Linked DNA regions of Homo sapiens: region 2 is linked to region 1. Evidence: chromatin loops called from intact Hi-C (ENCODE). Cell type or tissue: heart right ventricle. All regions are shown on one strand. Links, peaks and the distances in the headings refer to the core of each region. The heading gives the core; the rest is flanking DNA.

Region 1 (7,789 bases), core at 933-5,932:
CTCACCTTTTTCCCACATGTGTAAAACACAACACTGGCCCTACAAGACCCCAAAACATGCATGATGCCAACTGGCAAGGAAGCATCTTTCTAAATTTCCTTGTGGCAAAATTCTGCTTGGGCTCATCAGACCTATTCTCTTTTTCTCCTTTCCTGGTGCCCTGTTTTGATATCCATTGGGAAATCCATGTGAATGACTAGCAAATCTCTTGTCATTTCACAATGTCAGTGTTTTCATGTTGTGATGTGGGGACAGCTTGTGCCTTGTAGGGCTGCTGTGAGCAACACATGTAAGAACAGAATCAAGAGGGCTTTGCAAACTGGGAAGTGCTCTATATGCTTATTGCAGCTCCACTTGTGGTGCCAAGTCCTCTGTTGTGCTATTTATGCCTCCTCCTCCTCCTAGACAGCATTTTTCATGTGCGAGGCATGGTTCTAAGTATTTTGTCATTCAGAAATCTTCCCATATCCTGTAAGGCAGGTGCTTCTATATCTCTTGCAGGCTAGTTTGTGGCAAAGGGGGCTTGAAATGGAGGTTCGTTGCTTCAAACTTTGAAATCAGGGGCCTCACTACTACCCACAGATGGCCTCTCCTGCTCAAAGACATGTTGCTGCAATGGAAATCCATGTGCCTTACTTTCCACATTTTCATTTGTTACCAGATGGAGGCTTAAAAGTAGTTCTCCCTGTGGTTCTCACCTCCCTTTGTATTCGCCTCCAGCCTCAAGGCCCTTGCTTGGGCCCAGCTGTTCTCCACGCCCCATCTACTTCTCTCTTCTGGGATGGAGCAGAAGAGAGGAGGAAGATTGAGGGGACCTGGGAGAGCAGAATGGGTGAGCCCTACTCTGTGTGTCCTGCTGCAGGGAGGGTGGGTGTTGCCTTTGCAGGGATGAGGAAAAAGTAAGGGGTCCCTCCACTCCTAAGCACCATTAACCTTCTGTTAAGCATAGGGACACCTCCAGGATATAGTTGTCATTGATCCATTTGGGTGCTGTTGGTTGAAGTCACACTGGGCATGGCGAATTAGAAAATGCAAGACACTTTTCTTCATGGTAGCAGCCTTCTCATTGCCTGAGGGTCATCACCTCCAACCTTGGGCCAGAAAGGAAGCTCGTGATGCACCCTCCCTCCCTTCTGTCAAAGGGCCAAAGGGTGTTCAGGAGCCTCCCAGGTCACAGAGCTTCATCCAGGAGCTGGGCAGGGAGCAAATGGCATTGGACCTGGGGCTTTTTCATTTTTTGTAATTTCATGAAGGGATGCCTGTTTTTACAAGGTTCATGGTTAGTGCTCAAATTCTAAATTGATGAGAATAGTAGGGGGCTGTGCAAAGGGGGAGGGGCAGGAGGTATGTTTTATAAATGTATCAAGCTATAGCACCAGCACTGAATGAAAAGAAGGAAGCCAGCTAGACAGAAAGAGCATTGGTTGTTAAGGTCCCCTTTGGTCCTAAGATCTGGGATTCAAAGACTGGATCTTATTCATTTGTTTTCATTGAGGTGTAAATGACTGACACATTGTTCTGCTGTCCTTATGGTTTACTCAAGAATGATAGACAAACTTCTCTGAGCCAGATTCTCCAGGCAGCTGTTCCAGGGGAAAACAAAAGCAACTGCAGCTCTGTGAGGAGCCCTCCTGTAGCTCCCAGCTACATACAGGAATAACCTCTGCCAACCCTTCCAGGAGGAGGAAGCTCTAGTGGGTCAGACAAGCCAGGGTGGACCTGGATCCATAGCTCAGTGACACCTCCTTGGGCCTGTCACCCCACCCCGGGCCCCATCGGCACCTCTGGCCAAATCACACTGGAATGATACAGTTGGCTCCTTTCCTTGGCCACCCAGGGGAGGGAGTGGGGCCAGAAGGGAACTTCTCCTCCCAGAACAAACCCAAAGGCAAGTATTTAGACCTGTAGACAGGTCTCAAGTCCCAGTTTCCAATGCAGCAAGTTTGGGTCCCTGAAGACAGGGGTGGTCATGTGCAGATGAAAAGCAATCAGGGAATCAGCCAAATCTTTGCTGAGCGTGTTACAGCTGACTCTATGTGGGAAGACAGGACAGTGGTGAACAACTGCCTGGGGAAGTAAACGTCATAGGAATACACAGGTGGGGGTGAGGTGGGAGCTCAGAGCAGGGGCATGCAGGAGAGGGAGGACGTTGCAAGAGTTGTCTGACAAGTCCGAGTCAGCCACATGAAGAAGGGGTAGAAGATTTTCCAGGCAAGGGAGCAGCTTGTGCAAAATCACAGAGGTGGGGCTGGGCACGGTGGCTCACGCCTGTAATCTCAGAACTTTGGGAGGCCGAGGCGGGTGGATCACCTCAGGTCAGGAGTTCAAGACCAGCCTGACTAATATGGTGAAACCCCGTTTCTACTAAAAATACAAAAATTACCTGGGCATGGTGGCACATGCCTATAATCCCAGCTACTTGGGAGACTGAGGCAGGAGAATCTCTTGAACCTGGGAGGCAGAGGTTGCAGTGAGCTGAGGTTGCGCCACTGCACTCCAGCCTGGGTGACAGAATGAGATTCTGTCTTAAAAACAAAAAACAAAAAACAAAAAAAACTCCAGAGGTGGAAGACAGCAAAGCAGCTTTGCCTTGCTTGAGAGGTAAGTGGGCCACTTAGGAGGGTTCAGAAAAGGAAGGAAAACCCAAAGGTACACTACAGAGTCTTAAACTAACAACGCTGGCAGAAAACCAAACGCCCTCAGGAGTGTCTGGTCGTTCCTGTGACAGCCAGGACTAGGCAGGCCAGAGGGCCCAGATGAGCGCTGGCCTTGCCTGTAGCAGCAAGGCTGGAGGTCCTTCACACTAGATTAAACACAGATCACTTGGAAGGCCCTTGCATGCCCAGCCCCCTCTGAAGGTCACTGATCCTGAGTGTCTGGCACTGAGTTGTAGCTGCGGCCAAATGGGAAGTGCCTGGTCAGAGGTTATGTTGGCATGGTGTTTACAGAGTCAGTCCCTGTGTGCGGAGACACAACCCAAAGCGGCCAGGGCTGGTGGAGAAATGCAGGGCCATCAGGAGATTCCAGAGGCCATAGTGTGATCAGGATGTTTCTCGCTCTACAAATTTTCCTGAGCCCTGGCTCAGGGCCTGGTACTCTGCAGGGGCCTGGGATCAAGAAGCCTCTCCTAACTGCCCAGCAGGGGTAAAGACCCCTGATCCAGGACCACACCCAGCTTGAGGGATGGGAAGATACCTCCTGCCGCCCTACTCCTAGCTTGGCCCTATGGGCCGGGTGTCTTCTGGGCTGGTATGGTCCAGTTTGGGTACTGGAGCTGCAGTTCTATCATTCCATCTTCCCTGAGGAGAGGATCTTGGTGTTGATGGCCAACCGCACATAGGGCCATGGAAGGAGCACCAGTGTCCAATACCAAAACTGGATAAGCCAGTTGCATCCAATGGGTAAATCTCTTAACTTCTCAATTTTTCACCTGTGAAAGGGATTGACGTCTCTACCTTGCAGGGTTAATGGTTGAACGGGACAATGTGTAACGCTGAGGCCCAGGCCCAGCTCAGTCTTCCAGCTATAGCCTGGCACCTTGTAGAGGAGCATTCTCCTGCCACCCTGAGCTGGATGGACAGAAAAAGTCTCCACTGATGAGCAGAGGCCTGGCTGAGCCATTGGCCCCCGGACTTGGCTTGCTTTCTGGCCAGCCTGAGGCTCATGGCCTGCAGGGGGCAGCAGCGGGACGCACCGCCTAGGCCAGGTCTCCTGGCCCGGCTGCTTGGCTCTCTCTGCAGAGTCTGGGATGGAAAGTTCTCCTTTGCGCAGTGAATGCAGCTTGGGTCGATTTGTTTTTAAATGGGTAATGTTTGCAGTTCTTTTATACAAGCCCTTCACATCTGGCATTCAAAGAAGATAATCAGTCTAGACTATCAGACCCGATAGCAGCTTGTATGAAATTTGGGCCCGACTTTGCAGTAAAAGTGCCTCCCTGCTCCACGCCGGCGCTCCCTCCCTCTCCCTCCTTCTCTTCTTGTGACCTTTTATCTCAGCGGGAGCCCTGACTAGAAAGAGGGTTCTGGAAATGTGGTGTGTTTCTCATTAAGTTTCTGCAGCATAAAAGTCACGTGATGCAAAGCTTTTTTTTTCCCCTGTCTCCTGTCTTTCCCCTACGTAACTACAGTAACTCCTGCTGCTTAGGTTCCATTTAATTTGAGATGATTGAAGGCCGAAATCTTGTTGATACGAAGATTAAAAAAAGTCTGTTTCTAGGGTGCTGGTGGTATGTTTGGTTCATTTTTCCTTGGCAGTATGTTTTCCTTGGTGGTATGTTTGGTTCATGTTTCCTTGGTCAAACAATTCCCAATAAAATCGGTCCTCTGCTAGGGACCAAACAGCCCCTTTTCTTTTCTCTTTGCACATCTGTAAATTTCTTTCTTTAAAACTTGAGGCTCTGACTTGGGAGATTTTCATGCTGGGTGGCCAGACTTCTGAGAGGGCCCAAAGGAACCTTGTGGGGCTGTGAGGAGTCTCAAAGCACTAGGAGGGCCACTGCCGTGAACAGCTGCTCTCTTCCCTGCATCTGTTGAGAGACTCTCATCTGAGCCCGGTGGTCTGTGGCAACAAATGGAGACAGAGAGCAAGAGAGAGCGAGAGGTAACGAGAGAGAGAGAGAGCACCATAGGTTCTGACAACTGCTCGAGTCTCCTTTATCTTCTCCTGGGACCAGAGGCTGCAAGCCCTACACTACCTCTCTCAGTATAAAGCCACAGGTTAAAGTTTGTGCAGCTGATGTCTCAAAATAGGCCCCCAGCTTCATGCCTAAAGCACAGTTTCATGAGAGCATGAATTGAGTCACACTTGTGCAAGTGAGCGTTACAGTCACATTGTTGGTGCAGACCAAAGGTCCCTCCCTACCCACTGCTCTACAATGCTCAGCCACTGGCCTCCTCTTCCCTTGGGCCCCTCAGCATGGTCTTCAGCAGCTGGGGGAGGGGCCAGCCTTGCATCTTCCTTTGAAGAACAATGGGGTCCTGGAGTTCAGGGGTCAGTATCATCACTGCCTCATAGTCTTTGAGGGGCAGACTTGCCCATTGGGAGGCAGATCCTCAGGTGATGGCTGTCTCAATACCTGGCTTTTTGCTGACTTTTGTCCTTCCCTTCCCCTCCTGCAGCATCATTTCACCCTCTATTACCAACATTCACAGAAGCCTTTACGATTCAGCCCCACCCGCTTAAGCTTTAGTTCTGAACAACAGAAGAGAAACGAGGAGAAGAGGTATCCATTTCTAGTCTGACTGCCATGAACTCCCTGGGAGACCCTGGGGAGTCCCATCCACCATCTGCGCTTGTCCTTGTCTTCACAATCTGGGGTGGATTTGAGGTTTGCTCAACTCCCTTCCAAGTCAAAGAGTTTGTAGTAGGGGTCAGGAAACAATTGCCTGGAGAAGTCTGCTTTTCTTTCCTTCTTTTTCTCTTTTAGCAGCTTAGTCAATAAATTTATTGTCTTTATCTGAAAAATTCTCATAGAAAATTTCTTGGTTTAGCTCTCAGCAGCCTGTTCTCAAGCTCTGATGAAGCTTGCCTTCTTTTGAGCTACCCAGTGTTTCTTCTGGGCAAGAGACGTTTTGGGACAATTCCACTTTTTCTCTTTAGCTTCTTTCTTGGGCTTCTTTTCATAACCTGGATTCTCTCATATAGCAACGTGGGCTTTCTTACACATCTCCTCCATCATGTATGGAGTTATGCTGTTCTTTATGTATTGAGAAAACTGTTTCTTGTAAGATCTTCAGCTTCTTCCATTAGGTAATGCATGTAATCTGCAACATTCTGACCCATGATGTGCTTCCTATGTACTTCTGCATTAGATGCCTTGCTTTCAGAATCATAAGCAGGGAATCTGTTATTGTGTACTGTGAGAGATGGAGAGGCCTCCATTCACAGCCCCCTTCAGAGCCCCCAAAACTTTATTACTAGTGGTGGTTCTGGCAAGGCCTGCCTTCAAATAGCAGGTAAAATCACCCAGCTGACCATCAATGTTTTCCACGTTGTGTTCATCTCTGGTCACCTCCACTTGGCCTTCATAAATCTTGACCATGCCAGACTTACTGAGAAGCCTGCAGGCCAGCAGCAAGCCAGTACAATATGCTGTAGCATAATGTGTCAGGCCAACCTTCACACCATATTTTGGCAGTTCATATGCTTAAGCTGTGCAGACTATCATATCCCCTCCTATACAGGCATAAGCAATCTGACAAATGATATCTCTGTTTGTCACCAAACTATCATCCTGTATTTGGGTGTGTTGTACTTATTTTTATACAGTATCACCAAGCGTTTCCAAGTATAATCTTCAGTTTTTACGCTTCTATCATTTTCTGAATTTCACTTGGTTTCTCTTAAAGCAGGCCTTGTTTTTGACAACTTTAGCAAACCCCTCCTGTAGAACAGAGACCCATGTTCACAGCTCAACATACCTACAGGCCTCAGAGGTCTGCTTTTCTAAATAAAGTTTTATTGGAACCCAGCCACACTCATTCGTTTACAAATCAGGTCTGTGGCTGCTTTTGCACTACAATGCAGAATTGAGTAGTTACCACAGAGACCATGTACCTGCATAGCCTAAGATATTTACTACCTGGCCCTTTACAGGAAAAGTTTGCCAACATCTGGTCTATGGCTTCAATTTTATTTTATCTTTCATAGGGTGAGGCAGACTTGTCCTCAGAGCCACAGGAATTTTATTTTGTGGAACAAGATCTTGGTGACTTGAATACAACTGAGGAGGCTCTTCCAGGATCCAAGCCATAGAGCAGGTGAAGGAATCTGTATTAGCTTGGGCTGCCTTATAAAATTCATCGACTGGATGGCTTAAACAACTGACATTTATTTCTCACAACTATGGAGGCCAAAAGCCCATGATCAAGGTACTGGCAAGGTAGGTTTCATCCTGTGGCCTTTTCTCTTGGCTTGTAGTGGACACCATCTTGCTGTGTCCTTCCTCACATGGCCTCTTCTTTGTGCATGCAGAGAGAGAGAGAGAGAGAGAGACAGAGAGAAAGAGAGAGAGAGAGAGAACACAAGCCAGCATGTGAGCTGTTGGTGTCTTTCCTTATAAGAACACTAATCCTATTGGATCGGGGTCCCTTCCTTGTGACCCCACCTTGCCTTAATTACTTCCTTATGGGCTCTGTCTCCAAATATAATCACATTGAGGGATTAGGACTTTAACATATGAATTTTGGGGGAACACAATTTAACTCATAATAGAACTCTAATCTTTTTCTCAGGAGACTTTCTAATTATGCTGACCTGACAGATGGAAAACTATAGCAATGGAGGTCAGAGGTTTGCTCTGTGTCTTCCTGAGAGGAAGACTTATGAGAAAGTGATGCATTGAGGAAGCGCTCCTTGGGAGATTGGTAAGGGAGTCGAGGCAGGGCGGGGGGAGAGATAGAGTGAAGTCCTGCAGGGGTAGCTTCCTCCTGATCCTTCAGGGGAGCTCTGAAGTGTGAGTTACATCTTGGAATCTGACGCACCTGCATCTGTCAATCACTGGCCTGGGGCTGCCTTGCGGGGATGTTGGCTCCCAGGCATTTCCAATCTCTGCAGGTGTGGGCAAACTAGCTCTAGCCACCTGAGGGCAGTCCTCTAACAGGAGTTGCAGGTGTAGGCAGCAGAAACAAGATCCCACAGAGGCCAGGAGAGCAACACACAGCAACTGTAAAAGGACTTAGTGGGTGTCTGGGTAGAGTGTTGACTGTGTTGCCACATCCCACAAAGAAAAGTCAATAATAAAGGGTATATCGAAGACTGTCTAGGCTTATTCCGATAAAACAAAATTTGG
Region 2 (7,789 bases), core at 1,158-6,157, 260 kb after region 1:
ATTTAGTCCAGCGGATATGTCTGTTTTCTCAAACATTTTAATGAAATTTTTCTTGATCATCATCTTTGGGCTCGGAGCATACACACCAACCACTCCTTGCCTTGCTTTATCCTTTATTCCATTCTTATTTCAGAAGAACATTATACAACTTTGCCGATCTGGGAGTGTGGGGGAAAAACGACTGATTCTTTTATGAGAGCAGATTGGTCCTGGCATTTATGAAGCCCTGACTGCACTGAGGTCCAATGAATGAAAATATCCGTGTTCTCTCCACCTCCGGCTAGCTGCAGCAATATCCTCTTCCACATCCATCACTGTCTCATGCCTGACAGAATGATAGACACACAAAATCATTCCTTATTGTAGTAGAGATCTCTCACCCAAATGGTTTTCTGGTAGTTACTCTGACTCAACTCTGGCCAACAGGCTCCTGTAAAATGGGTTCCATGTTCTGCTCCGCATTGCAAGAACCACCTGTTTGTAGGTTTCATCACATTTATTTGCATTAACCTCCACAGAAAGCAGGACCTCTGCACTGCTTACAACACTCCGAGAGGCCATTTGCATAAGCCTTTGCATTTACATAAGGCATAGATTTAATGGATGAGGATGAATGTGGCATTCTTGGTGCTTCTGTTGGGAATGCTTGCTAGGAATTATTTCTGATTCATCAGTCTGAAGGACCCAGGATCTCCTGAAATTTTGAATGGAAAGTCCATGTTTTATTTCCTATCCTAATGTGTCTAGAGATCTCAATCTGATCTCTACCAAACATTTTTTGTAAATGACTCCTACTTAGTCCTACTTAGTCCTTAGTTAGGCACCAGACTAAGTGCTTATGGTAACCCTTCTCCAAACATGGCCACCATCAATTCCTTCCCCTCCTGGATGCACATGGTTCCTCATTTGAAAAGATGAAGCTTATTTCTCCTTCCCTTGAATCTAGGCTGGCCCTTTGAGTTTCTTTGACCAATAAACATTGGTGGAAATGACACTGTGCTGGTTCTAGGTCTAACCTTTAGGAAAGCTGGCAGTTTCTGCTTCCTCTCTCTTGGGTGCCAGCTGCCAAGTAGGGTGACCAAATACTCTGATACTACCACATTGTATGAAAGCCCAGTTAAGGCTGGGTGCGGTGACTCATGCCTGTAATCCCAGCACTTTGGGAGGCCAAGACAGGAGGATTGCTTGAGCCAGGAATTCAAGACCAGTCCAGGCAACACAGTGAGACCCTATCTCCATAAAAAAAAAAAATTAAAAAATTAGCCAGATGTGGTGTGCACTTGTAGTTCCAGCTACATTTGGGGCTGAGGTGGGAGGATTACTTGAGCCCAGGAGGTGGAGGCTGCAGTGAGCCATGATCATACCACTGTACTCCAGCCTAGGTGACAGAGCAAAACTCTGTCTCAGTAAACATGAACAAGAAAAAAAAGAAAGCCCAATTACCAAATGGAGAAGTCACAGACACACACACACACACACACACACACACACGCACAGAGAGAGAGAGAGAGAGAGTGCACCATCTTAGATGTTTCAGCCTCAACAGCCACCACACAGAGGAGAGGAACCACCCAGCTGAGCCCAGCCTAGATGGCAGAATTGTGAGAAATCATAACTGTTGTTTTAAGTTACTAAGTTTCAGAATGATTTGTTGTATAGTAGCAGATAACTGAAACAGTGCTTAATAAGTATTATTTAAATTAATAAATATAACAATCAACCCTGTTAGGTATGAACTACTCCCCACATTTCACAAATGAAGAAACTGAGGTTTTACGAATTACATGACCTGCAGGATGTCACATTGCTAGTAAATGGCTGAGCTGACACATGATCCCAGGCTGCCTGATTTCAGTCTTCTCACTTAACCAAAATACGCTCATGCCTCTCTACAGAGAATCAGGACTCCCATGTACATGGTATATAATAGTGGTGCCCTTTGTTCAAAGGAAATATGTTAGAATTCTTGGATTAACAGATGCTAATGGCTCCTGACTACCCCTTTCCTTCATGGTTCCCTAAAGGAGCCCCTATGTCAGTCTTTTTACAAAGATAGATGGTGGCCGTGTGAACCATGTCTGGGAATGACAGCTGCTGACAGGAACAAGAGGACAAGAGGACAGCTGGGAAAGGAAGTGGCATTTGTTGAATAGCTGCCATGTGCTGCTATCTGTACATGACTGACTGATTAATCCTTAGGCAACCTAACAAGGGTGGCATAATGATCTCTGCTTAATAGATGAGAAAACTGAGACACAGAGAAGTTAAGGAACTTGCCCAAAGTAACCTAGAAGTAAATAGCAAAGATGGGATTTGACCTCAAGTCTATCCCTCTCCAAAGTCTGCAGTCTTTCTGAGTTAACCAAACCAAAGACCTGGGCTTATACTAGTTGTATAAGATTGAGACTTGAGATTTTTACTGTTGGAGGTAAGGAAGTTTTCAGGTTTTAAGCTTTATTTCTCAATGTACTAATTTTGCCATAACAAAAAGCCAACCTGGGGGTAAAAACAGAGGAAAAGCAACAACAGTGGGAACTAATTAAAATGCAAAACCTGTGTGGGAAAGCAAAGTCAAACAGAAAGAACTCTTGACTGCAGCCTTCTGAGATAACCAGGCATTGGGAGGGTTTCTGCTCTGTGGAAGGTCTTGACATCAGTTGATGGGGCTAATCCTCACAACAGGGTCCTCATGCTCACACAGAATGATACCCAGTTCATTCCTCTGCATCAAACACCTGTAGCAGACACTGCTACTTGCTATAGTGAGTCTCTAAGGAATTTTAAAATGTCTTGAGAAGTTAAATCAATTTCTAAAAATTGCCCTGCATGTTTTATGGCTCCAAGGTACATTAGCAAAGATTCTAGAGTCTACAAGAACTTCTGCAGCCTTGTAGTTTCTGTCCACTTAGAGGAACCCTAGCTCAGTAGCTGAATCCTGGGACAGTATGTCTTTGTGAAAACACACACACACACACATACACACACACAAATACAGCTGATAAGCCTCACGGTGTGGACTTTTATCGGCAAGCCACGCACTGTTCTAGCTTCCTTTGGATTTCCTAGTTACTTAGGAGTCAGTCTGGATAGCTCTCTCTCTCTTTAGCTCACTCGCTGGTTCTGTCTTCTCTATCAGAATAGAGGCTGCCAGACCAGCTGAGCATTGTCTGTGTTCCCTGTAGGCTGCACTAGAGACACGTGCAGTCTGCCCAGTCTGTTCCTGCATTCTGTTTCCTTCTGCCTTCATCCCTAGCACACAAGGGATGCAGGCATCTTTGGAATGCTCCCTCTTACCCAGGCCCACAGCAGGTGCTGAGGCTCTGGAAGTCTGTGGTTACTGACTATCATTGTTCCCTCTGGGATTGCCTTGGGAGAGGAAGCGTGACCAGCCACCCACAGGCTGCGGGGGTCCCCTACTCCTCCTTGTAGCTAGATCCAACTAGGAGGCTGCAGCAGGGAGTCTGGAGGGGCCTTCCCACCTCTAACATTGTAAGACCAGACAGTCTTTCCCCATTAGCAGACTGCCATGCTGGGAAGGGCAAGCCTTTCCTTCCCACTCTCAAAGTCTCAGCCCTGCCATGCCCATGTGGGGAGCCCTTCTAGGGTCATTCTTGGAGGGCAATGCATGGATGAATCTACGAGCTTGTGTGGGTTTTGCTCTCCACACATAGGACTACCTGCTATTTACATAATAAGAGGGAAGCAGACACATATGTGGGGTTGCCTTAGTAATTAGACACATGGCTGGTCCCTTCTTTTGTTGCCAAGTAATTGCAGCATCTGGTTTACCCCAAGAATGACTCTCCTATTAAAAAGCAGAGGGGAGGAAATAAAGACCTTATAAACCCACGCATATCTGCTGGTAGAGCTGCTGGAGAAACAGGCAAATTAAGAGCCTCATTTTGTAATTTTGTTTAAAGCAAAGCAGCAATAAGCACCACTCCTGCCACCCCTCTCCCCATCTCATAAATGCTTCCAAAAGCTTTAGACAACTGGAGCTTATGAGAAACTGACTAACAATATTTTTGGAGCTATGAAGTCATCTGTCACACCACCAGGAGGATTGGATCTGGGGCTCCGGGCTCCATGACCATATATAATATTAAATCTTGCTTGCTCCTCTGCGCACTGAGCTATGAGATCATGTTTATTGTCCTCTCCACAGCTGCATTAAAATGATCTGTGAATCTGTCTGAAAAGGTTCTTTGCTCATCACTGCAGAGCAAGGCTCAGGCTCATGGCTGAACAGGGAGGCACACACTCTCAGATAAAAAAGGTGAAGTATGGAAGAGAAAAGACTGAGATATGGGATTTCTGGGTTGGAAAATGACTTTGGCAAGTCATGCAATCTTCCTGAGACTCAGTTTTCTCATCTAAAAAATGGGAATAAGAATAGCTAGCTCACCAGGTAGACAGCTAGATATTTGCCTTGCCTGTCTCACAGGGTTATTTTGGGGCTCAAATAAGGTAGCAAAAATAATGTGGGTTTTTTAATCACTATAGAAACATGAGATGCTATTATTTGGTCCAGCCATACTGCAAGGAGAATTCTCAAGGCAAACGTGGAGAGGAGCCTGCCTTGATTGCGTCAGCTCGGAGTTACTCTTTTAAGGACCCTTGTCCTTATGATCCTTCCCAAGGTATAGGTTGATTTTGTTTTCTTTCTCTGTAAGAAGAGGAAATTCAGCCAGGTGTGGTGGCTCATGCCTGTAATCCCAGAACTTTGGGAGGACAAGGCAGGTGGATCACTTGAGATCAGGAGTATGAAACCAGCCTGGCCAACATGGTGAAACCTCAACTCTACTAAAAATCCCAAAACTTAGCCTGGCATGGTGGTGGACGCCTGTAATCCCAGCTACTCGGGAGGCTGAGGCAAGAGAATCGCTTGAACCTGAGAGGTGGAGGTTGCGGTGAACCAAGATCACACCACTGCACTCCAGCCTGGGCGACAGAGAGAGACTCCATGTCAAAAAAAAAAAAAAAGAGGAAGAAGAGGAAACGCACATCTAGGAAAGCTTATAGAATTCCCAGCCCCAGGTCTATGAAAGGCAGAATAGGGTAGGAGCATCTGGGAGCTCTAGCCACTTTAGGGTGGTTCCCAGATGACAGTTTTGGTGGTTTCATCTCCAGAAGGAGGGAGGCACTCGTGTTCCAGTTTCTCAACTCATTCTCAAAGTCATTCTACCTTGACATCAATACAAAATAGGTACATGCTGAATTAGTTTAATGAGATGCTAATTAAAGCAATATAAAGTAAAATGTCATTGGGGAAGGATTATCCTAGTTAAGTGACAAAGTTTATAGACAAAGACCAAGTAGAGAATGATCAGCTCTGTCCACATAAACTGAGGAGTTTCACAAGGTCTTCATGCATCTCTGAAAGCAGAACTGTCTCAGATCAAAGTGAATAGGAGTCAAAGCACTTTGAAGTTGGAATCATGTTTAAGGATTTTCTTCCTTCAAGGCTCATTTCACAGATAAGCAAAATGAGTCCCACCAAGGGAAAGGATTTGGCCAGAGTGACAAAGTAGATAAAAGGTAGGGCTACGACTAAAACCCAGGTCCTCTATAACCATTGTATTTCCAATAAATGCAGGACTATAACTTCAGTAAAAAGTAGCCAAAGTTCTAGGCCCATATTTTCAGTTCTCCATGCAGGGCACCAAGCTATGCACCAAGCTGTGGCTGATTCCTTGATGCTTAATCATAGCCTCTTATATAGCCAGATACCAGGGTCTGGCAGGGCAGACTAGTGAGGCCTCTCAGGCACTGAAAATATATCACAAGGCTGCAAGTGACCCAGAAAGGTCTGGAAGGATGTAACATGTCATCTGGACAGTAGGTAGAAGGACAGAGTATCCTGGTAGAGGTGAATTAACAGCAAGATGTCTTGGCAGGAGGCAGAATGGGAGAGAGAGGGAAAGACAGGGAGTGTCAGGGAGATGACACAGAATGGGTAAGCGCAAAAAAGTTCCTGTAGGAACTAAGGCAGGTGGAGAAAGAAAACCAAAACCAACCTGCTGGAAGTAGAGTGTGAAACAGCAGCTTGATTCCAAAAAACAAAAATAAATCAAGCAAAAAACTCCAACCGGATGATGCCCCTGGTACAAAGCATGCATTACAAGACCAACACAAGTCTTGTGTGGGTAGAACAGAATGCCTGGCCTAGAACACCATTAACTACCTTAGGATCCAGAAAGAGTTGGAGGGACTAGTGAGAGTGTCTCCAGTCATAGAGACTAGAGGACTACAGCAGATGAGAAAGCAGATGGATCCTGTTCTTCTATGCACTGCACCCAGAACCTATTTCATCTAGAGATAAAGCAAAGGAGACAAAAGGCAGCTGAGTTGATACATAAATATTTCTAAAACATTTGCTTCCATAACACAGTCTTTTTTTAAATTGAGAAATAGTGACAGAAAAATTTAAGGGGTGGAGCCCTTTTTTACTGAAGTGACATTGCTCAGATCGTCCTACAGTAGATAACCAGGATGGGAAAGCAGAGCTCTCTAGACGTGGCCCTGGATGGCATCTGGAGGAAAGCCAAAGCCACTGGGTCTCCTCCCACTTCCGGTCTTCAGTATATTTTTGGAAATATATGGTGTAGTTAAATGTCCCATTCTCATAAAGATTTTAGCCTTGAAATATTTGGCTTTATTCTCAGCTGGACCTAGGCCCGGGGTGACCATCACTTAAGTGATTCCATGCCTTGGGGAGCCTAAGTTAGGGCTTTCATGTTCAAAGGACATGGTCCATTGAAGACTTGGAATATGGACTTGCTCTGATCTTCATAGTCTTCAGTTCTCGGAGCCAAAGCAGGCTGACTTTAAAAAGGTGGCTTGTATTCTCTTCCTCTCTTCCCCATCCCCCATATTATCAACTGTTCAAGGGCAGAGGAAGATAATGGAATATAGGATTGGAGGAGCTGTGGCCACACCGGCAGAATTTAACTCTTGGGCTTTTCAGAGCTTTTCTCCCCAATAGGCAAACCTTTCCTAAGACACCCTTTTGTCATGAAAAGCAAACCATGTCAGCCAAACTTTTCAACCAGACTTTGAGGGCTGGATCTGAAATAAAAGGAAAATGGTTTTGAAATCTGTATTCAGCCAGCATAGTTTGATATTCCAAATTTGCACAAATTCAGAGGAGGGTGCAAATTCTTTCCTTTCCTTGGGAGAATAATGGGGCGGGGAGGGGTATGGTATTAATGATTGTTCCAGGTCAAGACATCAATTTGAGCTGGTTTAGTTCAGATCAAGAATAGGTTCTAACATTTGAGACAGTCACACCGGGCAAGGAGGGACCTGCACCATTGATGAATGGCATAACACTGCAGGGTGGGTAGAAGCCACACACGTAGCAACAGTTAGAACATACGTTAAAGCGGCATTTCTTGCTAGTTTGTTAGAGGCCTTGTGTGTCAGATGGGGGATAAGAAAATAGAATTGGTGCTGGGGCAGTTCAGGAAGTTCTGCAGAGGCATAACTAGCATAGACACTCAAAGTTCACTCCAAGGGGAGAGAGCAGTGCTTCCTGTGGGAGAAAATGTGATGAGAGATATGAGAAGACTAAAGACTAATTGAACATCCCATGTGAAAAATTCTGTGCTAGGCACAGAATTACATGACAAATACAGTTTTTCACTTAGATGTCCATCCACAAGCTAAATAATGTTCCTTATTTTACAGAAGTGGAAACTAGCTAAAAGATCTGTTAGAACTGTGCATCCAGGCCCCAAAGGCCTGGGCTACTGATGGTGCAAAGACACCAGTGGACCTGAGCAGGAAC

Evidence for each region. Peaks named below come from ENCODE experiments on the same cell type or tissue, not always from the same donor. Only the 100,000 strongest peaks of a DNase experiment are listed, where the experiment ranks them.
Region 2: a loop joins it to region 1, with 2.4 times the contacts of the local background. A loop is called at or near these places in 4 of 110 quality-filtered maps.

What each region holds. Positions count from the first base shown.
Region 1 is chr3:40,581,050-40,588,838 of GRCh38, forward strand. It overlaps the pseudogene RPL5P10. Among named protein-coding and RNA genes, the nearest start is that of ZNF621, 60 kb to the left of the region's middle. RefSeq lists an enhancer at 2,909-3,409. In heart right ventricle, for the core only: a CTCF peak has its summit at 3,670 (motif pointing right); DNase peaks (open chromatin) are centred at 3,254 and 3,682; H3K4me3 peaks cover 363 bases; H3K27ac peaks cover 658 bases.
Region 2 is chr3:40,844,539-40,852,327 of GRCh38, forward strand. All of the region lies in intron 2 of LOC105377043 (a long non-coding RNA gene), which reads left to right. Among named protein-coding and RNA genes, the nearest start is that of ZNF621, 320 kb to the left of the region's middle. In heart right ventricle, for the core only: a CTCF peak has its summit at 3,182; a DNase peak (open chromatin) is centred at 3,168.